2 separate regions of the Homo sapiens genome follow, and region 1 is linked to region 2. Evidence: read pairs that join two places in POLR2A ChIA-PET (ENCODE). Cell type or tissue: GM12878. All regions are shown on one strand. Each heading gives the region's core, and the rest is flanking DNA. Links, peaks and the distances in the headings are about the cores only. Region 1 overlaps NKIRAS1 (NFKB inhibitor interacting Ras like 1). Region 2 overlaps UBE2E2 (ubiquitin conjugating enzyme E2 E2).

The links. Peaks named below come from ENCODE experiments on the same cell type or tissue, not always from the same donor. Only the 100,000 strongest peaks of a DNase experiment are listed, where the experiment ranks them.
Region 1: POLR2A ChIA-PET joins it to region 2 with 10 read pairs; 5 of 35 experiments call an interaction of 5 or more read pairs at or near these places.

What each region holds. Positions count from the first base shown.
Region 1 is chr3:23,894,900-23,910,941 of GRCh38, reverse strand. It overlaps NKIRAS1 (NFKB inhibitor interacting Ras like 1), which reads left to right. Exons shown (of 5, transcript NM_020345.4): 3 at 21-131; 4 at 9,893-10,134. The coding sequence starts at 38. Among named protein-coding and RNA genes, the nearest start is that of NKIRAS1, 14 kb to the left of the region's middle. In GM12878, for the core only: no CTCF peak of the experiment used is centred there; no DNase peak of the experiment used is centred there.
Region 2 is chr3:23,211,298-23,227,339 of GRCh38, reverse strand. It overlaps UBE2E2 (ubiquitin conjugating enzyme E2 E2), which reads right to left. Exons shown (of 6, transcript NM_152653.4): 3 at 10,028-10,078. Among named protein-coding and RNA genes, the nearest start is that of UBE2E2, 16 kb to the right of the region's middle. In GM12878, for the core only: no CTCF peak of the experiment used is centred there; a DNase peak (open chromatin) is centred at 7,923; H3K4me3 peaks cover 680 bases; H3K27ac peaks cover 2,462 bases.

The DNA of each region.
Region 1 (16,042 bases), core at 5,203-13,202, 680 kb before region 2:
ACCTGTTATTCTCTCCACAGTGATATCCTGAGAGAAGATGGGAAAGGGCTGCAAGGTTGTGGTTTGTGGATTGTTATCTGTGGGGAAAACTGCAATTTTGGAGCAGCTCCTTTATGGAAATCATACTATTGGTAAGATTGTTTTTCTCTAGTTTGTCTCTAGGTTCTGGGAGCTATCAGGGGTCTTTTGTTGGTCATGCTAAACTAAAGGTGGTTGATGGTACATAAAGGGGAGGTATAATCCAGAGGGACCAAAAGAGATTAAGAGGTAAGAAAAGAGGAGGGAAAAAAGTCTTAGTGTTATTGAAATTCAAGAGTGCCTGCTGTAAGTTATCACAGGTAAGGAAAGAAATGGCCAATATAGATAGATCAATATGGATATATATTCCTTTGTATATATGTGGTTTTCCGTGTATTTACATAATGAATGGTGTAAATTCATTACATTACAAATCATAGAATCACTGATTTAAGAAAACATAACTTTCCAGTGGGCATGGTGGCTCAGGCCTGTAATTCCAGCACTTTGGGAGGCCGAGGCAGGCGGATCACCTGATGTCAGGAGTTCAAGACCAGCCTGGCCAACATGGTGAAACCTGTCTCTACTAAAAATACAACATTAGCCAGGCATAGTAGCAGGTGGCTGTAATCCTGCTACTTGAGGGGGTGAGGCAGGAGAATCTCTTGAACCTGGGAGGCTGAGGTTGCAGTGAGCCAAGATGGTGTTACTACACTCCAGCCTGGGCTACAGAGCGAGACTCTGTCTCAAAAAAAAAAAAAAAAAAAGGCCGAGCGCAGTGGCTCACACCAGTAATCCAAACGCTTTGGGAGGCCGAGGCAGGCAGATCATGAGGTCAAGAGATCAAGACCATCCTGGACAACATGGTGAAACCCCGTCTCTACTAAAAATACAAAAATTAGCTGGGTGTGGCGGTGCACGCCTGTAGTCGCAGCTACTCAGGAGGTTGAGGTAGGAGAATCGCTTGAATGTGACAGGCAGAGGTTGCAGCGAGCTGAGATTGCACCACTGCACTCCAGCCTGGCGACAGAGCGAGACTCCATCTCAAAAAAAAAAAAACAAAAAAAAACAAAAACAACTTTGCAGAGCTGCTGTATGTAGATTTTTAAAAATGGAAGAAACAGTTGTTTGGTGAGTATGACTTAATTTTGTGAATTGGGCTACCTCATTCATTTATTCATTCGCTGAGTCAAATAATTATTTATTAATTGGTATATGATACGTGTAATCAGGCCTTGGGTTACAGAGGTGAAGATAGCATCTCTGGAGGTCATGGCTTAGTAAGGAAGATAGATATCACAGGTTAGAATGAAATGACGTTTGTGTTAGATAAGTAAACAGAGATCATCAAAGCATTTTTTTCTGGCAAGTAACTTAAAGCACATTTCTGTTTTTCTGAGATGGAGTCTCACCCTGTCTCCCAGGCTTGAGTGCAGTGGTGCAATCTCGGCTCACTGCAACTTCCGCCTCCCAGGTTCAGCCAATTCTCCTTTCTCAGCCTCCTGAGTAACTGGGACTATGGGTGCGTGCTACCACGTCTGGCTAATTTTTGTATTTTTATTTTAGTAGAGACGGGGTTTCACCACGTTGGCCAGGCTGGTCTCGAACTCCTGACCTCAAGTGATCCCCCCGCCTCGGCCTCCCAAAGTGCTGGGATTACAGGCGTGAGCCACTGCGCCTGGCCCACATTTCTGTTTTTCATTAACCATTTCTATGTGCTCTGCTTCTCTTCTAGCTTTCTAAAATAATGTTTAACAATTGTGGTTAAATTCATATTTAGTGTTTATTATAATACCTATGTCAGTAGTTCTCAAATTTTTTGGTTTCAGAATCCTTTTGCCCTGTGAAAACTTACTGAGGACCCCAAACAACTTCTGTTTATGTGGGCTGTATCTTCCAACATTTACTGTATTAGAAATTAAAACCGTGGCCAGGCGTGATGGCTCACAGCTTGGTAATCTCAGCACTTTGGGAGGCCAAGGTGGGAAGATCAGCTGGGCTCAGGAGTTTGAGACTAGCCTGAGACCTCATCTCCACTAAAAACAAAACAAAATGAAAAAAAGAAAAAAAAAAAAAAGAAAGAAAGAAATTATCCAGGTGGGCATGGTGGCATGTGCCTGTGGTTCCAGTTACTTGAGATGCTGGGGTGGGAGAATCACATGGGAGGTTGAGGCTGCAGTGAGCCATGATCACACCAGTATGTTCCAACTTAGGAGACCCTGTCTGAAAAAAGAAAAAAAGAAAAGGAAAATGGAGACATTTGTAAACTACTTATTTTTTCTAAATGACACTAATAAACTCATTATATCCTAAAATAACTTTATGAAAAAAATTATATTTTCAAAATAGAAAGGTGGCATTGATTTACTTTTTAGAAAATCTTTTCTGATGTCCAGCTTAATAGAAGGCAATTATCATATCTATTAACACTTGCCTTTGTAATCTGCTGTGATGAGGTGTTTCAGTTGAAATATATGAAGAAAATCCAGCCGCACACAGATATGTAGTTGGAAAAGGTAGGAGGAATACTTTAATAGCCTTTTCAGGTAATTATGGGTATTTTTCTTTGGTATTTCACTAAAACTTAACAAGTGATGGTTACTTAAAGGTTATTGCAGTGTAGAATCTGAAATCATATTCGTGAACTTTTTTACTCTGCTAAATTAAAATCTCATTGATTGATCCTGCATTTTAAATGGATCTTTTTACCCAAGCAGAGTTTTTTAGCATCGTGAATTGGTCATTTTGGAAATTTTGGTTCGCTAAGGAAGTCTTCCATATCACTTTTGTTAATATCTGATGAAATACCAATTTCATCAGTATTGGGAATCTGTCAAGTTCATGATGATGGATACAATTCTGATTTTTGCCTGAAAGCTCAAATTTTATTGACAACAAATACTGTTACCATAGTTACTTTCCTTGAAATGATAGGCTTCCTTTATTACTTTTTGAGAAAATGTTTGTCAAATATTGTAAATACATAGTTTTTCTGTCATTTCTTCTTTTTAAAAATGATGGCTAGTTCAGCTTGCAATTTAAAACACACAAGAGATTTTCCTCAAGACAGTTACCATAATTGCATGCAGAAATGCTTTATGTATAGTTTCCATTTAATTCCATAGAATATTGAAAAGATATATACTCAAGGCTTGAGATTTAATAAAATTAGTCATTTTTATTGCTTCATTAAGGACATTCTTAAGTAAAACTGGCTTTTTAATTTTTTAACTGCAAGCACAGGATGGTGAAGAGAGGATCTAATGGCAACTATACGTTTAGTGCCACTGACTCGATTTGCACTAAGGTACCGGCAGTTTTACCCACCACTGCTTTTGCAACATCAGTACAAATATCAACACAGTGGAAAATGCAAATGGCTTTGGTAGTAGTATGAATATAGTTTTGCCCATGTGGGTCCCCTGAAAGGAGACCTCATGAGATCTGCAGACCACAGTTGGAGAGCTGCTGGCATATATAAATACAGTACAATTGACCCTTCAACAGTGCACGGGTTAGGGGTGCCAACACCGCCCCCCCATCAGTTGACAACCAAATTTTTGTCCCCCCAGAAACTTAACTACTCATAGCTTACTGTTGACCAGAAGCCTTAAACCTGATAACATAAACAGTTAATTGCCATGTCTTATATGTTGTGTGTATTATATACTGTACTCTTACAATAAAGTAAGCTAGAGATAAGAAAATGTTATTAAAATCATAAGGAAGAAGCCGGGTGTGGTGGCTCACGCCTGTAATCCCAGCACTTTGGGAGGCCGAGGCAGGCGGATCACTTGAAGTCAGGAGTTCAAGACCAGCATGGCCAACATGGCGAAACCCCATCTCTACTAAAAATATAAAAATTAGCTGGGCATGGTGGCACGTGCCTGTAATCTCAGCTATCTAGGAGGCTGAGTCATGAGAATCTCTTGAACCCGGGAGGCAGAGTTTATCGTGAGCCAAGATCACGCCACTGCACTCCAGCCTGGGCAACAGAGCGAGACTGTATCAAAACAAAACAAAACAAAACAAAAACCTGCTTTAAAAAATAAAGGTTATTTTAAAATGTATAAGAGGTTACCATTATTTAAATTTGAAAAGAAGAATGTAAGTGAAAAATAGCCACTGCAAAGGATATAAGACACTCTCTTTGATGATAATGCCTATAAAATAAAATCTGTGTCTCCCAGACTGGAGTATAGTGATGCCATCTCACCTCACTGCAGCCTCCACCTCCTGGGTTCAAGTGATTCTCCATCTCAAAAAAAAAAAAAAAATCATAAGGAAGAAAAAATATATTTACTATTTATTAACTGGAAGTGGTTCATCGTAAAGGTCTTCATCCTCATTGTTTTTATGTGGAGTAGACTGAGGAGAAGGAGGAGGGATTGGTCTTGCTGTGTCAGGTGGCAGAGGAGAAAGAAAATCTACATGTAAGACATGTGAAGTTCAAATCTGTGTTGTTTAAGGGTCAGTGGTATTCTCAGCAGAGCAGTATAGTATACTGTGATTCTTTTTTTTGTTTTGTTTTCATGGAAGCCAACATGTATTTGTCATTTCTTTAGTTTTGTTTATACCTTTTGCTAGTTCTTTCCACATAGTCCAGATGTTTCTCAGTTCTGCATGAGGTCAGCTCCATCAGATAATCTATTTTTTTTCTTGGCTGTGTCCTTTCAGGAGCTCTGTGTCCTCTTATCTACTGTGCCACCATCATCATGGAACTTCCCCTTTGTTTCTCCCTTTGGTTTTTTTTTTTTTTTTTTTTGAGACGGAGTCTCGCTCTGTCACCCAGGGTGGAGTGCAGTGGCACGATCTCGGCTCACTGCAACCTCCACCTCCTAGGTTCAAGTGATTCTCCTGCCTCAGCCTCCCAAGTAGCTGGGATTACGGTCATGCGCCATCATGCCTGGCTAATTTTTGTGTTTTTAGTAGAGACAGGGTTTCACCATGTTGCTCCAGCTGGTCTTGAACTCCTGGCCTCAAGCAATCTGCCTGCCTCAGCCTCCCAAAATGTTGGGATTATAGGCATGAGCCACTGCACCCGGCCTCTCCCTGGTTTTGATTTCCTGTTTCCTAGATCTCTTGTCTTCTTTTCTTCTTTTGGCTTATACCTTTTTTTTTTTTTTTTGGAGCACATTTTCCAGTACTTTTCTGGGGTTGAAAAGGTTGTACAGTAGAACAGAACATCCAGTGATGATGGCCTTCAACATGCCCTCTACCTGGGACGTAGTCGTGACCCTGGGGCTTCCGAATTGAGATATTTACTAATTGTGCTTGTGATTTCCTTTACTTCATATCTGTGTTAGGTTCTGTTTCTTCCTGTTTCTATGATTACATATTAGTTTTTATGGAGGGTCTCCTCAAATAGTTTTCTGAGAAAATATACGTGATACATTTTCTGAGGCTTTGCATGTTTGAAACTGTCTTTATTTTACACTAACATTTGAATTGTAATTTTGATGGGTATGGAACTCTAGGTCAAAAATAATATACTTTCGGAATTTTGAAAGCATTGCATATATGGTTTAATAATTATAAGACAAACCTTCACATAATCTCCACATGGATCAAAAAGTACAACATTGAGGACAGGCCAGTGGCTCCCTGTGTTCCTCTGTCCAGTTGCAACTCATTCCTTCCCTTGACTTTTGGTTAATCATTCTTTTTATTTTTAATTGCCACATATGTGTGTCACTAAATGGTCTAGTTTATTTTTTGCCCTATGGATTTTCTATGAATTAAATTAATCCATGTCTGGCTTCTTTTACTCAACATTATATTTGTAAGACACATCAGGCCAGGCATGGTGGCTCACCACTGGAATCCCAGCACTTTGGGAGGCCGAGGTGGGAAGATCACTTGAGCCCCAGAGTTTGAGATCAGCCTGGGCAACATCAGGAGACCCCATCTCTATTTAGAAAAAAAAATAAAAGATTCATCCATTTTGCCGTAGCTGTGGTTGTTTACTTTTCATTGATGTAACATTCTATTGCATGAAACTACCTCTGTCTGTTAGGTCTTCATGAACATTTGGGTTATTTTCCAGTTTGGAGCTATTGGAAATAATGCTACTCTGGAACATTATTGTACATGTATCCTGGCTATTATGTGATAAATTCTGGTATACATATCTAGAAATTGCTGATTCATAGAAGGTGTGTCTCTTTAACTTTATCAGCTTCTATTGTCTTCTTGCTTCTAGTGCTACTTTTGAGAATCTGGGAACCATTATGATTCTTGATGCTTTGTCTGTGGAAACTTTTTTAGGCTCTCTTCTTTGTTCTTAGTTGCTGTGGTTTGAAGGATAGTGTCTCCTCCAAAATTCATGTTGAAACTTAATCTCCAATGTAACAGTATTAAGCACTGTGGCCTATAAGAGGTGATTAAATCATGAGGGCTCCACCCTTCACCTTCATGAGGACTAATCCCTCATGAAAGATTAGCATCCTTATAAAAGGGCTTGAGGTTGAAGGGAGTGCTCTCTTGCCCTTCTGTCTCTCCCACCATGTGAGGACACAGCATTTGACCCCTCCCAAGGATGCAGCAACAAGGCTCCATCTTGCAGTAGGGACTGTGCCATAACAACACACCAGACCTACTGGCACCTTGATCTTGGACTTCCCAGCCTCCAGAACTGTGAGAAAGAAATTTTCTATTTATAAATTACCCAGTCTGTGGTATTTTGTTATAGAAGCACAAATGGACTAAGACACCAGTGTTCTGAAATTTCAGTGATGCGTCATAGAATTGATCTTTTCTTTTCTTTCTTTTTCTTTTTTTACTCGGGTTGGAGTGCAGTGGCACGATCTCAGCTCACTGCAGCCTCCGCATCCTGAGTTCAGGCAATTCTCCCACTTCAGCCTCCCAAGTAGCTGCAATTACAGGTGCGCACCACCGTGCCCAGCTAATTTTTGTATTTTTAGTAGAGATGGGGTTTCACCATGTTGGCTAGGCTGGTCTTGAACTCCTGACCTCAGGTGATCCGCCCACCTTGGCCTCCCAAAGTGCTGGTATTACAGGTGTGAGCCCCCGAGCCTGGCCAGTCTGTTTTCATTTACTGTATTGGACACTTAGAGGGCCCCTTCTATATGGAAATGCATGTTCTTCAGTTTTGAATTATTTTGTTATTGCTTTCTTTCCTCTGTGTTCTCTGTCCTTGTTTTCTGGAACTCTCTTTTTGGATGCTGGACCTTCTGGACTAGTCCTTGAATTTTCTTATTGCCCCTTTCCTGTTTATCATCTCTCAATATTTTTGTACCACTTTTTGGTAGATATTCTTATCTTTATTTTCCAGCCCTTCTATTGAGTTTTTGTTAGTATCCTGTTCTTATTTCATGGATGTACTATCTTATTTTTTTGATAGATTAGGTAGTTTTTTGTTTGTTTGTTTTTGTTTTCTTTTCTTTGTATAGTTGGTTTCTCTGTAGCGGTCTCTTCTTGTTGGTCTCTATTTTCTTCAGGTGTCTGCTAAACCTTGGTTATCTGTTCATAATTAAAAATGGACCCCTAGGCCCAGTGCAGTGGCTCATGCCTGTAATCCTAGCACTTTGGGAGGCAGAAGCAGGCAGATTGCTTGAGCTCAGGAGTTCAAGACCAGCCTGGGCAACATGGTGAAACCCCATCTATACAAAAAAATACAAGAATTAGTGGGGCTTGGTGGTATGTACCTGTAGTCCCAGCTACTTGAAGGGCTGAGGTGGGAGGATCGCTTGAGCCCAGGAGGTTGAGGCTGCAATGAGCTGAGATTGTCCCACTGAACTTCAGCCCAGATGACAAAGTGAGACCCTGTCTCAAAAATAAATAAATACAACTTAAAAAGCCAATTGGAAGCTCTAAGCATATGGATAGGGTTCATGACTTAGAGCTTCACTAAAGTGATCTGGCAGGGGCATTTATTGGGGAAACCTAGATGTCAGTATATTTAGGATTTTTTCCTTTTCCGTTGGCCAGATTCTCCAGATTCCCCTGGATGGGGATAAAGAGCTGGCTGCCAGTGTTTTGGGAGCAGAAAGGGAAAGCCGGAGGACTTCAACATTCAGTATGTGTGTGTGCGCAGGCATGTCACTTAATTGCCCTGTTTTCATGGTGGAACTCATTCCCTTTATCCCACAGTCTAGACAGCCTCTATTTTATACTCCCCAGAGATTGCACCCTTAAGCCTTCCCCTGGTGTGCGAGATGGGTAGTTGCCCAGCAGCGTGGAGTGGGAGAGGAAATCTAGAGAACTAGTGGAAGACTCTTGACTTCATTTGATCTTTAGAGTACCAAAATATCAAAAGGTCTAAACTTTAGACCCCCTTTTGGAGAGGCAGGTGGAGGTGGGCTAACCGGACTGGCTTTTGGTGGATAAAAAAATCACATGACAAAATGCTTGGTAGTTTTTGCTTTTAAATTAATTTGTAATCAAAGCCCAATACGTTTGTGTCTTAATAGATAACCTTTAATTTCCTTAGGGCTTAATTTATGACAGGATGACACAGACAGGTATATACATAATCAGATTTATGAATAATTTTACCTTTCTAAACACTGAATACATTCCTTATGAGTTATGTTGATGAAAGTAAATTTTTGGTTTCTCAATGATCCAATCTATGTATTACCATGTGATTATTCCTTTTAATCTAATACTTGTGGAGATTTTATGTAATCTAATACTTAACGGACATTTCATGTAAGGCATCTGGAACAAATCATTCTACAGTATTTAGGTTGTTTAGGAAAACTGTAACTAGTTTAAAAAAAACTATAACATAGTATGATTGGGGGGGGTATAGGATGTTATCCATGTGATTTTACCTCTGGATGTATCTCACATTCATTTATTTTTATTTTTTTATTATTATTTTTTGAGACGGAGTCTTGCTCTGTCATCCAAGCTGGAGTGCAGTGGCATGATCTCGGCTCACTGCAACCTCTGCCTCCCAGGTTCAAGCAATTCTCCCTGCCTCAACCTCCTGAGTAGCTGGGATAACAGGTGCCCGCCACCACACCCAGCGAATTTTTGTATTTTTAGTTGAGATGGGGTTTGGCCATGTTGGCCAGGCTGTTCTTGAACTCCTGACCTCAGGTGATCTGCCCACCTAGGCCTCCCAAAGTGCTGGGATTATAGGCGTGAGCCACCGTGCCTGGCCTCATATTTAAATATGGAGGTGGTTACTGGGACTATACCTTACCTGTCTTATCACATGTCTCTCCACTACTTATTAAAATTAAGAATGTTAATCTTCTCCCTTTAATTCCTTTATCAGTAAGGGCTTATTGAATATTTGCTGTGTACACAGAATGGTTCCTTTCACTTAATAAACTTAGAGACTAGTTGAAGAGATAAAACTTGCACAAATGAAACAAAGTGGTAAAATGCATTTTTAAAAGATCATAAACAAGAAGGGGATTTTTATTTTTATGCAGAAGAAATATTTTTTAAAAGAATTTTGTTTACGCCAGGTGCAGTGCCTCACACCCGTAATCCCAGCACTTTAGAGGCCAAAGTGGGTAGATTGCTTGAGCCCAGGAGTTCGAGACCAGCCTGGGCCACGTGGTGAAACCCTGTCTCTACAAAAAGTACAAGAATTCACTGGGCATGATGGCACCTGTAGTCCCAGCTGGGAGGGACTACTTGGGAGGCTGAGGTGGGAGGATCCCTTGAGCCCAGGTGGCGGAGGTTGTAGTGAGCTGAGATCGAGCCACTGCACTTCAGCCTGGGCAACAGAACAGGACCCTGTTTCAAAAAAAAAAAAAAAAAGTAAAATAGAAATGTGATTATTATATGTGGTAAATAAGAAACCTAGAAAGCCAATTTCTAAAGGACAAGAAAATACGGAGCAGTTGACACTGACTTAGCCAAAAAGAGTAATTTGTTTTCTTAATCCCAGGAATGGAAGATTGCGAAACAATGGAAGATGTATACATGGCTTCAGTAGAAACAGACCGAGGAGTAAAAGAACAGTTACATCTTTATGACACCAGAGGTCTACAGGAAGGCGTGGAGCTGCCAAAGCATTATTTTTCATTTGCTGATGGCTTCGTTCTTGTGTACAGTGTGAATAACCTTGAATCCTTTCAAAGAGTGGAGCTTCTGAAGAAAGAAATCGATAAGTTCAAAGACAAAAAAGAGGCAAGTGGATATGTTAAAAATGCCAAATGTGAATTATAATACCATTTAAATTATAGCACAGACTTTTGGGTAGTTTATTTTCAGATCATTACAGTATATTCTTAGTATCTGTAAAACCTTTACAATTTTTTTCTTTTCTTTTTCTTTTTCTTTTTTTTTTTTTTTTGAGACGGAGTCTCGCTCTGTCTCCCAGGCAAGAGTTGAAAGTGCAATGATGCGATCTTGGCTCACTGCAACCTCCGCCTCCCGGGTACAAGCGATTCTCCTGCCTCAGCCTCCCAAGTAGCTGGGAATACAGGAGTGTGCCACTATGCCCGGCTAATTTTTATATTTTTAGTGGAGACAGGGTATTACCGCGTTGGCCAGGCTGGTCTTGAACTCCTAACCTCAAGTGCTTTGCCGGCCTTGGCCTCCCAAAGTGCTGGGATTACACGTGTGAGCCGCTCTGCCTGGCCTAGAATTTTTTTCTTAACCCAAGAAATACAGGTCTGACTGAATTTAGTTAGGACCAGAATTTGACTTTCTGCCTTTTGCTTGTTACCATCTACAAGTTGAATTTTAATGACTTCTTATCTCAAGTACTACATAATTCATTTTATGTTCTTTGGTATTGCTGTTTCCTTGGGTTTTTGTTTTTGTTTTTTTTGAGACTGAGTCTCTCTCTTTCACCCAGGCTGGAGTGCAGTGGCACGATCTTGGCTCACTGCAACCTCCAACTCCCAGGTTCAAGGGATTCTGCTGCCTCAGCCTCCTGAGTAGCTGGGACTACAGGCGTGTGCTACCAGGCCCAGTAATTTTTTGTATTTTTAGTAGAAACAGGGTTTCACCGTGTTAGCCAGGATGGTCTCGATCTCCTGACTTTGTGATCCGCCTGCTTCGGCCTCCCAAAGTGCTGAGATTACAGGCATGAGCCACCATGCCTGCCCTCCTTGGGCTTTTTATTATCTCCTTGGGTACATAGGATTCTTGTCTTCAGGCTTACCAAAAAAAGAAACCTAATAATTATTGGATTCTACCCATATACCACTTAAACATAAGATTCATATGCCTTACAGTGGTCTGTAAAGATTTAGATTACCTGGCCCATGCCTGTCCTTTTCATCTCATCTTTATTATCTGCCTGTCTCTCACTATACTCCAGTGACACCAGTCTACTTTCTGTTTTTTCAACATGATAGTTTTGTTTTCCTATTAAGCTTTCTCAATTGCTTGTTTCCCTGTCTGGAACTCTCTTATCTCAAATCTTTCTCCAGATCTTCACGTGGCGGACTCTTCATTGTCTAGGAAACCAGATAATATACTGATTAACAGTACTGGCTAGATGGTAGAAAAAAAACAAAAAACAAAACAAACAGCAACAACAAAAAGTACTGGCTAGATGTTCTTAACTTAGATTTTTGCATATTTTTTGTTAAGCTTTTTATTTTGAGACAATTATAGAGTCACATGCAGTTTTAAGAAGTAACAGAGAGAGATCCCTTACCCAGTTTGCCCCAGTGGTACCATCTTCAAAACTCTAGTACATCATAACCACCGTATTTGTGTTGATTCAGTCAAGACACAGAACGTTTCCATCACCACAAAGATCCTTCATGTTACTCTTTTATAGCTGCCCCACTTCCCTCCCATCTTCACCCCCACCTTAACCCTTGGTAACCACTCATCTGATCTCCATTTTTATAATTGTGTCATTTCAAGATTGTTATATAAATCAGTGGTCCCCAGTCTTTTTGGCACCAGGGACCGGTTTTGTGGATGACAATTTTTCCACAGATGGAGATGGGGTGGTTTGGGGATGAAGCTGTTCCACCTCAGATCATCAGGCATTAGATTCTCAAAAAGAGCATGCAACCTAGATCCCTCACATGTGCAGTTCACAATTTGATTCTCCAGCTCCTGTGAGAACCTCATGCCACTGATGTGACAGGAGGCGGAGCTCAGGTGGTAATGCTTGCTTGCTCCCTGCTCACCTCCTGTTGTGTGGCCCGGTTCCTAACAGGCCCTGGACTGGTACCAGCGCATGACCTAGGGGTTGGGGACCCCTGATATAAAAGAAATCATACAGGCCAGGTGCAGTGATTCACACCTGTAATCCCAGCATTTTGGGAGGCCGAGGTGGGCAGATCACGAGGTCAGGAGTTCGAGTCCAGCTTGACCAACATGGTGGAACCCCGTCTCTACTAAAAAAATACAAAAATTAGCCTGGCGTGGTAGCACACGCCTGTAATCCCAGCTACTCAGGAGGCCGAGGCAGGAGAATCGCTTGAAACCCGGGAGGCAGAGGTTGCAGTGAGCTGAGATCATGCCATTGCACTCCAGCCTGGGTGACAGAGCAAGACTCTGTCTCGGAAAAAAAAAAAAAAAATCATACAATATGTAATCTTTTGGGATTGGCTTTTTTTACTCACATATCCTCTGGAGATTCATCCAAGTCACTGCATGGATCAGTAGTTCATTTCTTTTTCTTGGTGAGTAGTATTCCATGGTACGTACCAAACTCTTTTTAACCATTTATCTGTTGTAGGACATCTGGGTTATTGATATTTTATTTAGAATACTAATTTACTTTATGAATAGATAACATATTCACAAGGTTTTGAAAAGATGTAAGAAGTCATGAAAGCTCCTCTCCCCCGTATTTCCCATCTTTCCCACCGAAACAGGCAAATGCTGTAATTATTTACTTGGGTATCCTCCAGAGACCCCTCTCTGCCCCACAAAAGTTGAAAGGTCAATGAACACTCACGTACTAGATACTTAAATCTTGGCTTTGCTTCTCAGCTTTTCTGCTTCAGTTTCCTTATCTGTAAAAGGAGAATAATAGTAACTTCCTCATATGCTTCTTCAATCCCCATAATCGTATTAATTCCGTGAATGCTTATTTAGCAACTACTATGTGCCAGGCATTGTTCTAGGTACAGGGAATGTGGTAGAGAACAAAACAGTCCATATCCCAATAAAGCTTCTATTTTGGGAGTGAGAGAGACAGTAAATAAATATATTTAATACATTACAATGAGTGATGCTATGTGGAAAAGCAGAATGGGGAATGAGGGTGCTATTTTCTGTAGGGTGACTTTAGCAGATATTTGAAGGAGGTAAGGAGGGAGGGAACAAAGCTGATGTCTGGAAGGAAGAGTGCTCCAGGTGGAGGGAATAGCTAGTACCGAGGATCTGAGGTCGGAATTTGCTTGCCATGTTCAGGAATCGGCAGTGAAGCCAGAGTGGGCTAGGAGGTGTGTTGTAGGTGATGGGGGCACTTTGCCTTTCACTTTTAGTGAGATCAGAAAGCACTGGTTTGGGGCAAAGGAATGACATGATATGGCTTAAGTTGCATTTATTTATTTTCATGTTTGGTTTTAAAAAATTGAATAAGTAATGTTTGCACATGGTTCAAAAATGACAATCATATGTAAAAAGGACTGTGTTCAGTCTGGTTCCCACAGCTGTCCTCAACCACCAAGATCCTGTACATTAAGCATGCTTTTTAAAATATTTTACCCCTTTATTAGTTTTGGGGCAGTCATCCAGAGTTTCTTTATATAAATGCAAGCAAATAGGAGTATACATTAAAAATATTTTTCCTCCTTTTTTTTTTTCCCTATTTCAGACAGGGTCTTGCTCTGTTGCCCAGACTTGAGAGCTATGGCATGATTGCAGCCTAAAACTCCCAGGCTCCAGTGACCTCCTGCCTCAGTCTCCTGAGTAGCTGGGACTACAGGAGTACATCACCATGCTTGCCTAATTTTTATTTTTATTTTTTTGCAAAGACAAGGTCTTGCTCTGTTGCCCAGGCTGGTCTCCCAACTCCTGGCTTCAAGTGATCCTCCTGCCTCGGCCTCCCAAAGTGCTGGGATTATGAGTGTGAGCCACCGTGTGCCTAGCCTTTTTTCCCTTTCTCACACCAGGTGGCATACTATCCTGTACCTTCTGTTTTTCATGTAACATATCTTGGAGTTGTTTCCATATCAGTACCCAGATTTTTTTTTTTTTTAATTGTAGAGACAGGTGTTGTTATGTTGTTCAGGCTAGTCTTGAACTCCTGGTCTCAAACAGTCCTCCTTCCTCAGCCTCCCACACTGTTGGGATTACAGGTGTGAGCCACCACACCCATCCACCCACCCCTGTTTTTTTTTCTTGGTAACTAATGTATAATATTCATCCTGTGGCTATAGATGTATCATCCTTGTTTTTTTTGAGATGGAGTCTTGCTATTGCCCACGCTAGAGTGCAGTGGCATGATCTCAGCCCACAGCAACCTCCGCCTCCCAGGTTCAAGCGATTTTCCTGCCTCAGCCTCCCGAGTAGCTGGGATTACAGGCGTTCACCACCACACCTGGCTAATTTTTGTATTTTTAGACGACAGGGTTTCACCATGTTGGACAGGCTGGTCTCAAACTACTGACCTCAGGTGATCCACCCACCTGGGCCTCCCAAAGTGCTGGGATTACAGGCATTAGCCACCATGCCCGGCCGTTTGTTTTATTTAGATAAGATTGTGTTTGTATGCTAATGGGAGAAAATTGATGATGAGGGGACTAAGTGCTGGAGTGACACCCTTGTCCGGGTGAAGGAGGATGGGTTTTAAGGCAGAGCAAATGGGCTTGGAAGATGGTAGGTTGTTAGATGTGGTGGCGGAAGAATGTGGAAGTTTTTTTTTTTTTTTTTTTTTTGAGATGGAGTCTTGCTCCATCTCCCAGGCTGGAGTGCAGTGGCATGATCTCGGCTCACTGCAAGCTCTGCCTCTCGGGTTCATGCCATTCTCCTGCCTCAGCCTCCCAAGTAGCTGGGACTACAGGCGCCCGCCACCATGCCCGGCTATTTTTTTTGTATTTTTAGTAGAGATAGGGTTTCACCGTGTTAGCCAGGATGGTCTCAATCTCCTGACCTCATGATCCACCCACCTCCACCTCCCAAAGTACGGGATTACAGGTGTGAGTCACCGTGCCTGGCTGAAATTCTCTTCTAATTGCGTATCTTACTGAAACAATATGGTCATCAGGTGAAAGGAAAGTGGGGAAGGAAGAGGAGATACTGGAACTTGTAGAAGGGCACCAAAGGTATGCGATATCTCATTACAGAGTAAATGGAGAAAATGTAATACATTTGCCGGAGAACATCAGTTCATTTGAGATCAGTGGTATGATCTGGGCCAGCAGGGTTGTATGTTTTTCTCCAGCCATATTCAGCTAAATGGTGTAGGCACAGAGTCTGGTTAATAGTTAAATTTAACAAGGGAGGGGTTTTGCCGGGTGAATATGGTGGGATAATGGGGGCAAGGGAGTGAATAAAAATAATCTAAGCTGGGTAGGGAGGAATTAAGGACATGAGTGGGGTGGAAGGACAATGATAAAGGTAGTAGAGCCAGTAGGTTGTACGTCCTTGTGGTGTTTGGAATTCTTGCAATGGGGGCATTAGGCATGACTGGGAAGGCAGGAGTCAGAGTGGGATGCCTGGAACTGAGATCATAGAGAGCAGTTACAATGTCAAGGTCTAGGCTGGATGTGGTAGTTCACGCCTGTAATCCCAGCACTTTGCGGAGCTGAGGCAGGAGGATTGCTTGAAGCAAGGAGTTTGAGACCAGCTCCAGCAATAAAGTAAGACCCCATCTCTAAAAATTAAAAAAATAGCTGGGCAGGCTGAGGAGGAGGATCACGATCGCTTGAGCCCAGAAGATCAAGGCTGCAACCAGCTATGATCAAGCCATTGCACTCCATCCTGGGTGACACAGAGAGACCCTGTCTCTTTAAAAAAAACAAACAAAACAAGGTCTAGGATATGACCACGGGAGTGGTGAATGGCTGAGGTAAGGATGATGAGACCATTGGAGAAGTCAAAGAATAAGAGACCAGGTTACTGGAAGCAGCATCTACGTGGCCAGTGAAATCACTAAGAATTATGACCAGAG
Region 2 (16,042 bases), core at 4,016-12,015:
AGTATGAAAGTACAAATGAAGATATGGATATAAAAGAGGGAAAAGGGTAGAAAAATCAAATACAACCAGAGAGTTGAGGTTTCTACACAAAATGCAATTAATTACTAAAACTGAGGAGCAAATAAGGCTATGAGTTTCCAGGCAGCCAAACTAAATAAAGAGGGATGTATTATCAATTTTAAGATCCGTAGAGGCCATAGAGACAAATCCACTTCTGCCAATAGTATCACCATTCTAGTCTACAAATATCACACTCTTTAAAGTCATCCTCGACATCATTAATTTTGTCTCTCAAAACCACACCATCAACAAGGTGGGCCAGTTCAAAAACGTCTCCCATTTCCACTGCCTTTTTTTTTTTTTTTTTGGTCTTCATGGTATCACATCACCAGGTCTTATATAACTTGAACCTGTATTCATGCAACACTTTTCTTACTGGATTCCCAAACTCTTTATATCTTTCTCCACTCCATATTACAAATTAATTTCTATGACACAATTTTTTTAAATCAAAACTTCAATTTCACTCTCTTTTACTCAGTATTTAAACCTCAAACTACAGCAACTGGTAATTTTAACACCCTTCCTAGAAAGTCCTAACAAATCTTACCTCCCACATGGGAAGGAGGGCCAACCTGTTAAACTCACTGTCCCAAGAATAACTATACTAAATTCTCCCCTTTTATGTTTCTGCTCTCATTCATTCTCTTACGTAAAGCCATCCCTATTTCCTTTTACCTTTCCAAATCCCACCCATTCTTCAAAGCCAAGTTCACATCCCTCCTTAAAGATGTTTTCCTGGCCGGGCGCAGTGGCTCACACCTGTAATTCCAACACTTTGGGAGGCTCAGGCAACCTTGAACAAGTTACTTAATGTTAGGAGTTTCAGAAAGTGGTTGAAAAGACTAAATGACATCACATACAGAAATCCTTCAAAAGTTAAAAACTGCTGTACAAATATTACAATAAGCAGAGAAGAAAAATAATTAGTGACAATAATTAGATTTTGCATTGGTTGTTCTTTGTAGAGATCACGCATACAGACATTGTTTCTAATTTCTGTCTCAATACCTTCCTATTCTATAATTTCAAAAAATAACCCCCACACACACTTTCCCTACATACCATTTTAGTTACTATGATGTGGAAAATACACTTTTCGGCCAGGCGCAGTGGCTCACACCTGTAAACCCAGCACTTTAGGAGGCCAAGGAGGGCAGATCACTTGGGATCAGGAGTTCGAGACCAGTCTGGCCAACATGGTGAAACCCGTCTCTACTAAAAGTACAAACATTAGCCATGCATGGTGGCATGCGCCTGTAGTTCCAGCTACTCAGAAGGCTCAGGCAAGAGAATTGCTTGAACCTGGGAGGCGGAGGTTGCAGTGGGCTGGTATGGTGCCACTGCACTCCAGTCTGGGCAACAGAGCAAGACTCTGTCTCAAAAACAAAAACAAAAAAAAAAAACACTTTCTTCTATAAAATGGCTCCCATGAGTAGTAAAATGACACAGTAGTTAGGTTTATGTCCAGTCACAGCCTCTTCCCATTTCCACTGGGAATGCCTTACCTAATGAGTTAAGACAATGAAAAAAGTAAACCAGTTAGAATACTTACACTTTCTGATTTAAAACTCAGTAAAACTATAGTAATAAAGACAGTATGTTACTGACATAAGAACAGACATACAGACCAATGGAACCAAATTGAGAATTCAGCAATAAATCTTCACATTTATGATCCACTGATTTCCAACAAGGGTATCAAGACAATTCAGTGTAAAAAATAGTCTTTTCAACGAATGGTGCTGGGACACTGGGTCTACACAAGCCAAAAGGAATGAAATTGGACTCTAATCTCATACCACATACAAAAATTAACTGAAAAAGGATCAGAAACCAAAATGTAAAAGCTAAAACTGTAAAATTCTTAGGAAAAAATACAGATGTAAATCTTCGTGGTCTTGGATTAGGCAATGGTTTCTAAGATATGACACCAAATGCACAAACAACAAAAGAAAAAACAGATATTTAGACTTCACAAAAAGCAAAAACTTCTATGTTTCAAAGGTCATTATCAAGAAAGTAAAAAAAAAAAAATCCACAGAATGGAGGAAGATAGTTGCAAATTATATATCTGATGTACAGGACTTATATCCAAAATGTATTTTGAAAAAACTCTTACAATTCAACAATAAAACGACAAGTCATTAAAAAATGGAGCAGGATTTGAACTAACATTTCTCCAAAGAAGATAAACAAATGGACAATAAGCACATGAAAAGATGCTCATCCATCATCCATCAGAATAATGCAAATCAATACCACAACAAAATACCACTTCATATCTACTAGGATAGCTATCATTAAAAAAAAAAAAAGGACAACATCAAGTGCTGCCAAAGTTGTGGAGAAAAACTGGGCCCTCATACACTGCTGGCAGGAAACACAGACTTACTATATAACCCAGCAATTCCACTGCTAGGTACATATCTAAGAGAAATGAAAACAAATGTCTACCCAAAAACCTGTACATAAATGTTCATAACAGCATTATTCATAGTAGCAAAAAAGTGGAAACAATATAAATATCCATCAATTGATGAGAAGAAAAATAAAATGTGGTATATCCATAAAAATGGAAGTTTATTTGGTAACAAGTAGGAACAAAGGCCAGAGCAATTAGGCAAGAGAAAAGAAATAAAGGGCATCCAAACTGTAAAGGAAAAAGTCAAATCAGCCTTGTTCCCAGATTACGTGATGTTAAAACCTAAAGACTCTACCAAAAAAAAAAAGCTGTTAGAACTGTCAAGAAATTCAGCAAAGTTGTAGAATGCAAAATCAACACACAAAAATCAGTGGCATTTATATATGTCAACAGCAAATAACCTGAAAAAAATCAAGAAAGCAATCCTATTTACAATAGCTACAAAAATTATAAAATGCCTAGGAATCAATCTAACAAAAGAAGTGAAAGACTCATACAAAGAAAACTATAAAACTGATGAAATAAATAGGACACCAAAAAAATGGAAAGGTATTCTATGTTCATGGATTAGAAGAACTATAACAATATTTTTAAATGACAAGACTACCCAAAGCAATTTACAGATTCAATACAATCCTTATCAAAATACCAATAACATTCTTCACAGAAATAGTAAAAAAAAAAAAAAAAAAAAAAAACCTAAAATTTACATGGAACCACAAGACTATGAATAGCCAAAGCAATCCTGAGCAAAAAGAATGAAGCTGGAGGCATCACACTACCTGACTTCAAAATTTATTACAAAGCTATAGTAATCAAAACAGCATGGTACTGGCATAAAAACAGACACATGGATCAGTGAAACAGATGAGAGAACTCAGGTATAAATCCACGCATTTACAGCCACCTTATCTTTGACAAAGGCATCAATAACACGCAATGGGAAAAGGAGAGTCTTTTCAATAAATGGTGCTGGGAAAACTGGATAACTATATATGAAGAATGAAACTAAACCCCTATCTCTCACCATACACAAAAAAAATCAAACCAAAATGGATTAAAGACTTGAATCTAAGACCTGAAACACTACAGCACAATGGTCTGGGCAAAGATTTCTTGTGTAAGATCTCAAAAGCACAGGCAACCAAAGCAAAAATATACAACTGGGATTACATCAACCTAAAAAGCTTCTGCACAGCAAAGGAAACAATCAACAAAGTGAAGAGACAACACACAGAATGGGAGAAAATATTTGCAAACTATCTATCTGACAAGGGACAAGGGATTAGTAACCAGAATATGTAAAGAGTTCAAACAACTTGACAGCAAATATATATATATAATCCAATTTAAAACAGGCAAAAGGGCCAAGCGCAGCTCACGCCTGTAATACTAGCACTTTGGGAGGCCAAGGCAGGAGGATCACTTGAGGTCAGGAGTTTGAGACCAGCCCGGCCAACACGGTAAAACCCCATCTCTACTCAAAATACAAAAATTAGCCAAGTGTGGTGGTGCATGCCTCTAATCCCAGTTATTCAGGAGGCTGAGGCAGAAGAATCACTTGAACCTGGGAGGCAGTGGTTGCAGTGAGCCAAGATCATGCCACTGCACTCCAGCCTGGGTGACACAGTGAGTCTCCATCTCAAAAAAAAAAAAAAAATACAAAAATCAGCTGAGCATGGTGGCATGTACCTGTAGTCTCAGCTACTCAGGAGGCTGAAGCAGGAGAATCACTTGAACCCAGGAGGCAGAGGTTACAGTGAGCAGAGATCACGCCACTGCACTCCAGCCTGAGTGACAGAGAGAGACAACTCAAAAAAAAAAAAAAAGGGGGGGGGGGCAAAAGATGTAAACAGACATTTCTCAAAAGAAGACATGCAAATGGCCAAAGGGTACATTAAAAAATGCTCAACATTGCTACAATGCAATATCTCACTGAGGTTAAAAAGGCTTAGATCAAACAGACGGCAATAGCGGATGCTGGCAAGGATGCGGAGAAAGGGGAAGGCTCGTACACTGTTGTTGGGATGTAAATTAGTACAGCCACTATGGAGAACAGTACAAAGGTTACTTACAAAACTAAAAACAGAACTTCCATATGATCCAGCAATTCCTATACTGGGTATATATATTTATATATTAGTCCATTTTCACGCTGCCCATAAAGACATACCTGAGACTGGGCAATTTACAAAAAGACGTTTAATGGACTCATGGTTCCACCTGGCTTGAGAGGCCTCACAATTATGGTGAAGGTGAAAGGTACGCATCACATGGTGGCAGACAAGAGAAGAATGAGAGCCAAGTAAAAGGGGTTTCCCCTTATAAAACCATCAGATCTCGTGAGACTTATTCATTACCACAAGAACAGTATGGGGGATACCACCCCCATGATTCAATTATCTCCCGCCAGTCCCTCCCACAACACGTGGGAATTATGGGAGCTACAATTCAAGATGAGATTTGGGTGGGGACATTGCCAAAGCATATCAGTATATATCAAAAAGAAAGGAGATTAATGTATCAAAGAGATATCTGCACCTCCATGTTTACCCAAGTACCATTCACAATAGCTAAAATATGGAACCAACCTGAGTGCCCATTAACAAATGAATGAATAAAGAAAATGTGGTATATACACACAATGGAATATTTAATTCAACCATAAAAAAGAATGAAATCCTGTCATGTGCAGCAACATGGATGGAACCACAGGCAAGGTTAAGTGAAATAAGCCCAGCAGAGAATGACAAATGTCACATGTTCTCACTCTTACATGAGAGCTAAAAATGTAGATCTCAAAAATAGAGAGTAGACTGGTAGTTACCAGAGGCCAGGAAGGGGAGTGGGGGGATCAAGAGGAAAAAAAGAATATAAATATATAAATGTATATTCACTGAACTTTACACTAAAAATGGTAAAGATGGTAAATCATGTATGTATATTTTACCTCAATTAAAAATATTTTTAAAAAAGAAATACTTGGGTAATCAAGTTCAAGACCAGCCTGGCCAACACGGTGAAACCCCGTCTCTACTAAAAATACAAAAATTAGCCAGGCATGGTGGCGCACGCCTGTAATTCCAGCTACTCGGGAAGCTGACCCAGGAGAATCGCTTGAATCCAGGAGGTGGAGCTTGCAGGGAGCCAAGATCACGCCATTGCACTCTAGTTTGGGCGACAAGAGCGAAACTCCGTCTCAGAAAAAAAAAAGAAGTACTAACGCATGCAGCAACATGGATGAACCTTGAAAATATTACACTTTGTAAAAAAAATTTTAAAAGCCAGACACAAAAAGCACACAAGATTTCATTTATACAAAATGTCCAGATAAGGCAAATCTATAGAAACAGAAAGTAGACTAATTGCTGCCGAGGGCTGGTGGTGAAAGAGCTGGGGGAAAATGGGGAAGGAGTGACTGCTAAAAGGCATGGATTATTTTTTGGGAGGTATCAAAATATTGCAAAACAGACTGTGATGATTACAAAACTCCGAGACTATACTAAAAACCTAAAAGTATAAGTGAATTTTACACTTTATATCTCAATAAAGCTGTTATCAAATAAAAGACAAAATTAAAAAGCAGCGCCAGTGTTCCATGAGCAGATTCTTGAAACACATAGAAATAGAAGTGTAAACTGCTAGTATAACTACATCCTCTTTTTTGGTTTACTTCCTCCTTTTACTTGTTCAATTACTAGACCAAAAATCAAAATCCAAATAAATCATTTTACCTTAGTCTTTTCTTCCAAAAAGTAATAAGGATTCTCTGTCATTCCCCTGCTCGTAAACCTAATACAAACTTTAGCAGTAGCAGATCATAATAGCATTTGAACAAGTTAGCTTCTCTGTGATACAGAGGAGCAAGTTATCCTTTGGATGATGACGATTTTAATTTTAATTTTTATCTGGAGATTTGCTGGCCCACTAGCTGCCAGTTCTCCACTAGCACCGAGGAAGTATAAATGAACACACTGACATGCACAGATCTAAGATCTTGCTTTTAACAATTTGTGAAGAACTGTGAAAGTTACAACCTGTAGTCATTTATAAGGGGCAGTGAATCTACCTGTTAGAGGTCTGTAAGGATAAAGCATCAATTTGACCCACTCTATCCATCTAAGCTGGTGTGCAAGGCACCAAGGTAACGAGCAATTCTAACCAACTGCCCAGCACCTCTAACTCAGCAGTAGTATGAAAACATTTATTGATCAGTGGATCTGTGAAGGCCTCAGGATAGAACCCTTGCAAATGTCATGGGTCAGTTATGTTAGCCAACATGACAGTTAAGGCCAAGAAAAATATATTCCACTACTTATAGGAAATACTCTAAGCATATACCAAATTTCACTCAAATGAAGTGTAATTTTCTATGCCTATGGCCCTACAGACGCTACGATTTTATGAGCAGAAATTTTTTCTTAGCTATAAAGTTTTGTTTTAAAATATTTACCCATTAAACTGTGAGTAATGTTTTTAAAAAGGATGACATATTTAACCCAACTTCAAAAATAAAACTATCTTACTGCATTTTTACTTCAAAGACAACAATAAAGTGAGAAAAAACTGAAATATGTAGAGGCAAATATCTCCTACATGAAATAATTCAATCTATTAAATCATTTGTAGGTGTTCTTTAAAATAATATTTGTTTATTCAAAACCTGAAAAAAAATTAACCAATACTATATTAGAATAACTTCCTCTAAAAATGCCTTACATAAAACTTTATCTACACTGAATGCTGTGATTCGGGGTGACTTGATAGTCTCAACTTCTTTAAATAACAGATTTGCACAACGCTTAAACACATACAGTTCCTTCAATATGATTCCAAAAGAAGCTTAACTAGATATCACCTAAGAGATGCACCAAAATTCAGAGGTTCCATCTAACCTGACAAACACACAGTATTGGGTTGTCTGTTAAGGTTCCCGAAAATAGGATAAACCACACTCAAAGTGGAATGTGACACACACCCACCCCTACCCAGACAACCAGTAGAAAAAATCGTTCTCCACTCTCTGACTAAACAGGTAAAACCCACAGATGTTCCCTCACATATAATCTTTACATGTGATAGCAGACTAACAACTACCCAGGGAACCAAAAGGCAGGGTTTTGAGAGGCATGTGTGATAGGAGAGGTAATCCACAAAGGGAGCAGAGTAAGGGGATGCTTTCTTCTGAAATGAGATATGACTTAACTGATTAAGTAAAGGACTCTGACTTCTATTAGGCAGATAACTTTAATTTGCTCTATTTTGATAAATTAATCCATTACAGTCATTAGGCCAATGCAGGCAGTGCAGAACTTGTAAAAATCAACCACAAAAGCACTGTTAACTTTGACCAAAAATAAGCCAAACTAACACTGCAATCTAATCTCTTTCTGAAGATGGTAACCACATTTTCACCGAAATACAGATGGGCAGATTAACTACAAACCACAACCAAATATTTGACACCAAACAGTCCAAAGACCACAGTGATGCACTTAATAAGCACACCAAACATCCATATTAAGTAACACAAGCACACTGATAAGTGTTGATTAACCAGTTTTACATTTTCTATCAGCTACAGCACAGAGGACCCTTTGCTTGCCAAAGGGAGTGCCATACGAAGGTAAATAACCTTTCTCTCTGCCTGACCCAGTCCAAGCAACTGTTTTAGAATCAATAAAAGGAGCCAAAGCCACTGCACTGCAGACCTAGCTTCTAAAGCAAACTTATCAGCTATCCAATCCTCAGCCCACAAGTGAGAATTTCCTTACAAATTCCCAAGTCAGAAAATTAACTAAAGTAGATATCTTCCCTGAAACTGTTTGAAGGGCTTATTATGTGTGACTTCTACATTTAAAAATTAAAACCTGTAATACACATTTTGCTCTATTTATGAAGAGCTTACATATGAACTAGTAATGATGTCACTAAGGCTCAAAGACAAAGTAAACCTCCAAATTTCAGATGACACTATAGTTAAACGTTTCTTTTACTTTTAATAGAACTATGGTTCAATTATTTGTTTATTTAAATAATAACCTTTATATAGTTCCTTTCCCCATTTATCTAATAGCAAAATTGCAGTCTACATCACATGATACTGTATGTGGATTTCATTTATTAAAAATGAGCCTTAAACAAACTTATTAAAACAAAGTTGTTTATTTTGCCGGTGATTGGGGTTGTCAAAATTTAAGCAAAGAAGTGTATAAAGTTCACTTATTTATCAGTTCAATTGTTCATAAAAAAGGTTACAAAAATAATATATGTAATATATTAATAATATGGGTTTTTTAAAGATTCAGACCATTAAAACAAATATTATCCTAAGAAACAAAGGATGTTAGGTTTAATTCAAACTGGGGTTTTTCCACAAATCCATCCACTTATAATCATTGACCACCAAAAGCTAAACAATGATCTGCCATCTGAAACGGCTTTGATGTAATACAGTCCTAAGAGTGACAAAAAGTCTTAGGTTAAACGGTTTTACCTAACAAAGAAATATTTGTTCTATTTGAGTGAAACATTCTTTGAATATTATTACTGTAAGTTTATAAACTGTACATGATTCATTTGAAGAACCATATTAGATTCACCACAAAGTAAGTCCTATTAGAATTTTTCCTACACAAAATTGTTATCTTTGTTTTTACATAAAAGTAAGATCAGTAAACTCAGAAATCATACCAAGCAATAAATTCTACCTGCGTTCAACGTTGGGAAAATTTTTATTTAATCGGCCCTCTCACCTTCAATGCATAAGATTATCATTTTAAACCAGAAAAACTCCAGGTTGGCCTGGTTCCAATGCTGATCTCATCTCAAAACAGAAATAAGTGTCTTAAAAATAACCAAACAGCCATCTTCTAACTACTGCACCAGACCCAAAGCAGCAGCATAAGGTAAGAGGTTATTTTTCTCCTCTTTGTCCATGTATCTTTATAACATTAACCATTTCCAGGTAAGCACTTTTCTTTCCTAAAAGTAAACACTGACCAGAAAATTCGAGGTCATGATCATAAAGGGAGAGAGAGTTTTACATTTAACATCATTGCCTCAAATCACCCATTCTTACCTAGTCACAACCAATGACGACAAGAAATAATGTAAACCATGAAGAAACACTGTTTAATGTGTCTGCATTTTTAAAAATCAAATTCCAACAAGATAACAATACAACATAGCACATATTTTAGCCATGCTATTATTCTATCATTAAAAAAACCACTTAAGGCCCTAACACCTCTTCCACTAAAATGTCATAGTGTATTTGTTACCCTATAATTTCATTGTCTTACTGTTATTGCATTACACTACTTTTGGCAACTCCGTTCAACCACTACAAACATACTTGCTGAACATTCCATTTCTGCACAGAGATGACAAAAACCATTGTCTTCCACAGTCACTTAAGTTCAAACAACAATGATGTTTTTACTAATTAATCAGACTACAACAACAGCTGCATATAAAACCAACAGTTCAAATGCACCTTCTGCAAAAGATACAAGTAAATAAAAAACCATGAGTACTTACCTACAGTTGGGAGGAGGGTCCAATGTGATTTCTGCAAGTTCCTTCTGAATTCTTTAAAATAAAGACAAAGAACATTATGTTAAAAATATCTTCACTCTTAACAATTTATTTCATTAAAACGTTACATTTTAATAACATTTCCCTTTGGTATATTAGTTTGAAATACTAATACTGTATAAAGAATCACATCCAACAAACAATAAAGTTGCAATTTCTGCCAGGGTTTTGAGGATGCATCTAAAGGATGAGACTACCAGTGCATGCAACCTGTGGAAGGAACACTACGACTTCACTGAACCACTGACAGCACTAATTAAAATTTCTAAAGCTGGAAATTTCTGCCACACCATTCATGGGTCATTTTAACTTCTGTTTTGTATTAGAGCATTCCCATACAGGATGGAAAGCTGATATTAAGTTAAATCCAAGCATCATGACTGATAGAATCAAATGATTCGGGATCTCATTCCAACACCTGAAACTGCCATCAAGATGCATATGGTATTCCTTCCTGGAGCCTCTAATTTGGACCAGGTTGGGACTTTGAAGTTTAACACTATTTCATCGGCTAGAACTACCCTAATATTACATGAGCAATTAATGTCATTGCATGAGCTTCATGCAAAAAAAAAAATTTAAGCCTGCTCTATCCTCATGTGTTACATTCTACTTTTATTTTTAACAGCATCTAACATCCTATGTACATACAAAAAGGCTGAAAGTGCGCCACTGTTTTCTAAGACTATACTTGGCAATCCCTTAACTATCATTCATACCTTATTAAATGTAGGCTTTGTTAAATCAAATACCAAAAAATTCTCAAAACCGTTTCTTCTCCTTTGCCTTGGTTCTTAAATATGGGGTTATTAATAGCTGGATGCCTGTTGTCTGGTAATTACTGTGACAGTATATCAATAATAACTGATTAAAGTATCTTTAAAAACCAAAACAAGAATTTGAGCAAAAATATTTAAACTCAAACAATTTCATTCTACTTCTTTTTCAAGACAACAAACTACTAGAATAAATGGGATCCCTCCAATAGAATTGGTATCAACTTCCCGAAGGAACTGCATGCTACTAATATAATTGTGACTTCTCTAAACCACGTGATTCAAGGTTGGCGAGGCATTATGAATCAGAGCACGGCTAAGAAATTCAAAGTCAAAAAAATGTCATTGTAATTCTGCTAGGCCATTAAATTGAGTCCCTGAGCAAGAATACTGCTCACACATGCTTGCTCTCTCTCCCTGTGCCTCAGTTTTCCGTCCTGTAAAATAGAAGTTAACTAGAACAAACTCCGTGATCTCTTTTAACACACTGTAACTTCCTTCTAATATGGATTCTGTGAAGTATTTATATGCATACAAAGTACATATTGCCCATATTTAAATGACAGAAGTCTCAAAGATTTGATATAGGAGAAGATATTTTATGGATTTCACACAAAAGTATACAACAGACACTTCAAAACTCAGTGGCTAAGTCCAGGTTAAAGATGGCCAACTAGGCACACACACTTTCACCTCTCACTCATTCAGGACCCCACTGGGTGGGTAGGGGACATACAGAAAATGCAAAAAGGAATAAACAGCAAAGAGAAGGGTGGTGGTCACCAATGAGTGAGAAATTTCAATATATTTCTGCGAGACAAAACAAATGGGTGTAAATCAAACAGGTTGAGACAGGCAAGAGGGGGCTGCAGAGTGTATACCAATAAAACAGACTACTAAAGGGGCATAGGGGGAAGTAATCAGAAATCCCAGAAGGAAAAAAAGCTGCATAAGAAAATCACAGATGAAATATGAAGCAAACTAAAATGTAAAATAACTTTAATTAAGTATCAGACATTGGGGGTGAGGTGGGGAGAGAAAGATTTGATCTATTGTGCCTCAATGCTATGACTCATTGAGAAGCCCAGAGATCATGACACTGGCCTTGTAGTTAATCTAATCGTAATATGCTGTTTGGTCTGGCATTGAATATTTAGTTATAATAAATGTATAATTTATTGGCCTTTTACTTACAGACAAAGCATAGAAGATTGGTTGTTAGTTGCACTGTACAAAGTAAATGTTATTAACTTTGAAGATGTAAAATTAAGTGTAGCTAATATAAACCAGCTAAAAGTGGATGGAGAAGATATTATCCCCAATTTACAAAGTAGAGAATAAAAAACATGTTATTCATAGGAATAAGAAACAGAAGTTTAAATATATATTTTTAGACTATAAAGGCAACCAATAATCTTTTTAAAAAAATTTTAACTATCATTAACTGGGAGGAAGGAAAAGAAAGGAAGAATAGGTAAGCAAACTAAATCCTCATATTTCAGAGCAGGGAATCAAAAGATATTACTTCAATTAACAATTCAATGAGAAATAAGTGTATTATTAAGAGTTGTACAGAAAACCAACAGAAGGAGTAAGACTAAAGACAGCTAAACAGTCTGCTTCAAGGGAATGGAATTGGGAGAACTAGGGGCAGGGGGTGGATAAAAAAACTGTTACTTTCCATTAAAAAAAAATCTATGTACTGTTTACTTTGTTATCAGAAACATGAACAACTTTTAAAAATTGTTTTTAAACTAAGAGAACCAAAAGAATAGGCATTCTAAAAAGCATGCTTAAACTGTCAAAGAAAACTATTTTTAACATAAAAAAACTTCTTTGCAATTTTCAAACAACACATCTTGCTTTATATTTATACTGCCCTTTAGGTTTAAAAAAAAAACAAAAAAAAAACTCATAAATCCTGGGCCAGGCTCAGTATTGGTGGCTATGGCTGTAATCCCTGAGCTTTGGGAGGCAGACGCAGGAGGATCACTTGAGGCCAGAAATTCGAGACCAACCTGCACAACACAGTGAGACTCCTCTACAAAAAATTCAGGAAACTGTTGGTCATAGCGGTGTGTGCTTATAGTCCCAGTTACTCAGGAGGCCAAGGCAGGAGGATCACTTGAGCCCAGGAATTTGAGGCCACAGTGATCTATGATCATACCACATACTCCAGCCTGTGCAAGAGTAAGACCCTGTCTCTAAGGGAAAAAAAACTGATAAATCATAATTTTCTGTCATATAATTCTATATAAAATTTGAACTCCAGATCCCTATAATTCTAGGTCTATATTATTCAATACAAAAAGCAATTTACTGATGAATTCAAGAAGTCTGAGCAGTGAGTCAATAATATTATATTTTGAGCTACTGTTACCTAAAATGGTTGTATGTCTCTTGACAGAAAAGATTATACTAAGAATTGCTATTTAAACGGTTGTAAGATGTCCTGCTGTTTTGAATGACAGCAATTCAATTCTATCTCAAAAGTTGTGATTATGGTATGTATTAAGTTTCTCAGCCTTGACAAGTGGGATAAGAAAGGTACCTATTTCAGGCACTGTCTCTTAGGGTGAGGAAAAATGAAAAGTATCAATAATTCACACTTACAGTCTACCTTTCCCATGATGATCTTTTACCGTTAAAAGTGATTAGGTAAATCTCACAGAATTCTCTAAGTATCTGTTTTATCAGTCCCCATTTAAAAGGCAAGGAAAACTAAGGCTAATTATTTTACGCTGGTAAGGTGAAAGATGGAGAACTATTATCTTGCTAAGTCAAACAAGAAGACTTCCCTCATCAGAACTTTTAAGACAAAATTATTTTACACAAAAATCACCTGAACAATCACCTAAATTTCCAATTTTCATAAGGCAGTGCCACCTCTTAGGTTAGTATGATACAGAAGTCAGCAACTGCCCATTGTTCCTGAGACAAGTCAAGGAGCAATACACAATTAAATTTCAATGTATATTACTCCACCTTATACCTTAACCGTTCCAGGAATGAATGATAAGACTACAATAAGAATGCTGTGTGGGACTGTTATTTGCTTTAAAAAAAATAGCAGAGGAGGGGAATCATAACAATCATGATTCACTCAGACTTAAATGAAGAATATGGTACCAAAATTATACAGAACAGAGAAGATACGAAACACTCATTTTAACATCAATATATTGGGCTAAGGGTTCAGAAAAATGAAGCAGTGTATATGTACTAACATGTTTAAAACACACACATACATTTCTTGAGTTAAAGAAAATTCAAAAATTTACTGAGAGCCAAGTAGAACATGAATGTGTGGATACGCAGATTCGCAAAGTAATTTCTTAGCAGGAATTTTTTTAAAACCCTTCATCTCATCTAGACAACTTTCTATATTCCCTTACAGACTACATTCCTCAGTCAACCTAAAAACCCCTACTCTAATCAATTGAATCACCTAGCGAAAACCTTCCAAAATGAACTTATTCTCAAAAAAGCATCATGCAACTAATTATTAAAATTTTTTAAATGTCAAAGCAATCTTTAGAAAACACATTGCCATTGCAAATAAGAAGTCTAGAGTTTCATTCTAAATGGTGGTATATACTATATATCTATGATTCTGAAAGATCATTGATTTTAAGACACACCATCAATAATTGTGCACATAAATTTTAAGATGTGTCCCAATTTCAGAAACATTAAAAAGTTTTAAAATGTACTTTTAGAATGAAGAAAATACAGTAATTACAAAAGATTATCTACAAAAGTACTATTTCATTCTCATGTGGAAAACAAACTTAGACGAGCCCATATGATAAAAGTTCAAACTGGAATACAGTGGAATCAATCTTTCAACCTAACAAAAATTTAGTCTGAAACCAAAAACCATACCTCGAACAGTATCATATTGAATGTCCAAAAATAAAATCACCATGTCCACTCTAAACAGTTAATTTAGAATAAATATGATATAAAATTCACATTTACAGATGTATCAACCCGTAAAAGCAGCAGAATAAATTCAAAGAAGATCTCAAAATAGACGTTTTATTGAACTGACTAGTCAATTTAATCAAAATAATCTAAATCTGTCACTGCAGATATAGTCCAACAACAGACTTGCAAATATAACAAGAGTGATATAGACATATCAAGAGAACAGGCTGTGATAAGAGCATGACAATTTTTTAAGAAACTCTTGCCAAAGAAAAGCAAAAATGCATCTAAGATGTAACTGTAATCTTTCCTCCTAACTCTGAGACAGAAATTAATTTCTACTGCTGTTTAAATACCCACTTAAATGTTTTCTGTATTATATACCACTATTCTATAATATCACAAATGAGATTTTTCAAATCATAGTTCTATACCAGCTTATTAATTCTATAATTACTGCATTACAATTATTAATTCTACAATTATAGTACATTTCATATAATAACTGAGCACCTACGTGCAAGCACTTTTCCTAAGTCACTACAAAATGTATTTAATTACGGCATCTGAGTATTTCTAGTTTAACAATAGCATTAAGGCCTCCAAGGTTAACATATACCTCATTTTTCCAAAGTTTGTACCAAACAGACTTGAAAAATATGACCGTAGATTTTAACTGACATAAAGTCTATCAGTGACGGCATCAGTTTTGAGAGCTTACTATGTGCCAAATAAATGCTTTATCACATTTAGTCCTCACAAGAACCTTCTGAACAGCGTACCGTTATCATCTTCCTTCTACGAAAGAAGAAATCGAGGCTTTGAGCTGTTAAATTATACATCAAGATCACAGAGGCTAGGCACAGTGGTTCATGCCTGTAATTCCAACACTTTGAGAGACCAAGGCAGGAGGATCGCTTGCAACCATGAGTTCAAGACCAGCCTGAGCAACATAGTGAGACTCCCATCCCTACAAAAAATACATTAAAAATTTAACCTGGTGTGGTGACACAACCCTGTAATCCCAGCTACTTGGGAGGCTGAGGCTGGAGGACTGAATGAGCCCAGGAGTTGGAGATCATACCACTGCACTCCAGCCTGGGTGACAGAGCAAGACTCTGCCTCAAAAAAAAAAAAAAAAAGACCACAGAGCTATAGCTACTAAATGCTAGAACCTAGATTCAAACGTAGATGCTGTCTCTAGAGTTCAAGCTCTTCAATGCTACTCTTTATCTCATAAAATGACACTATT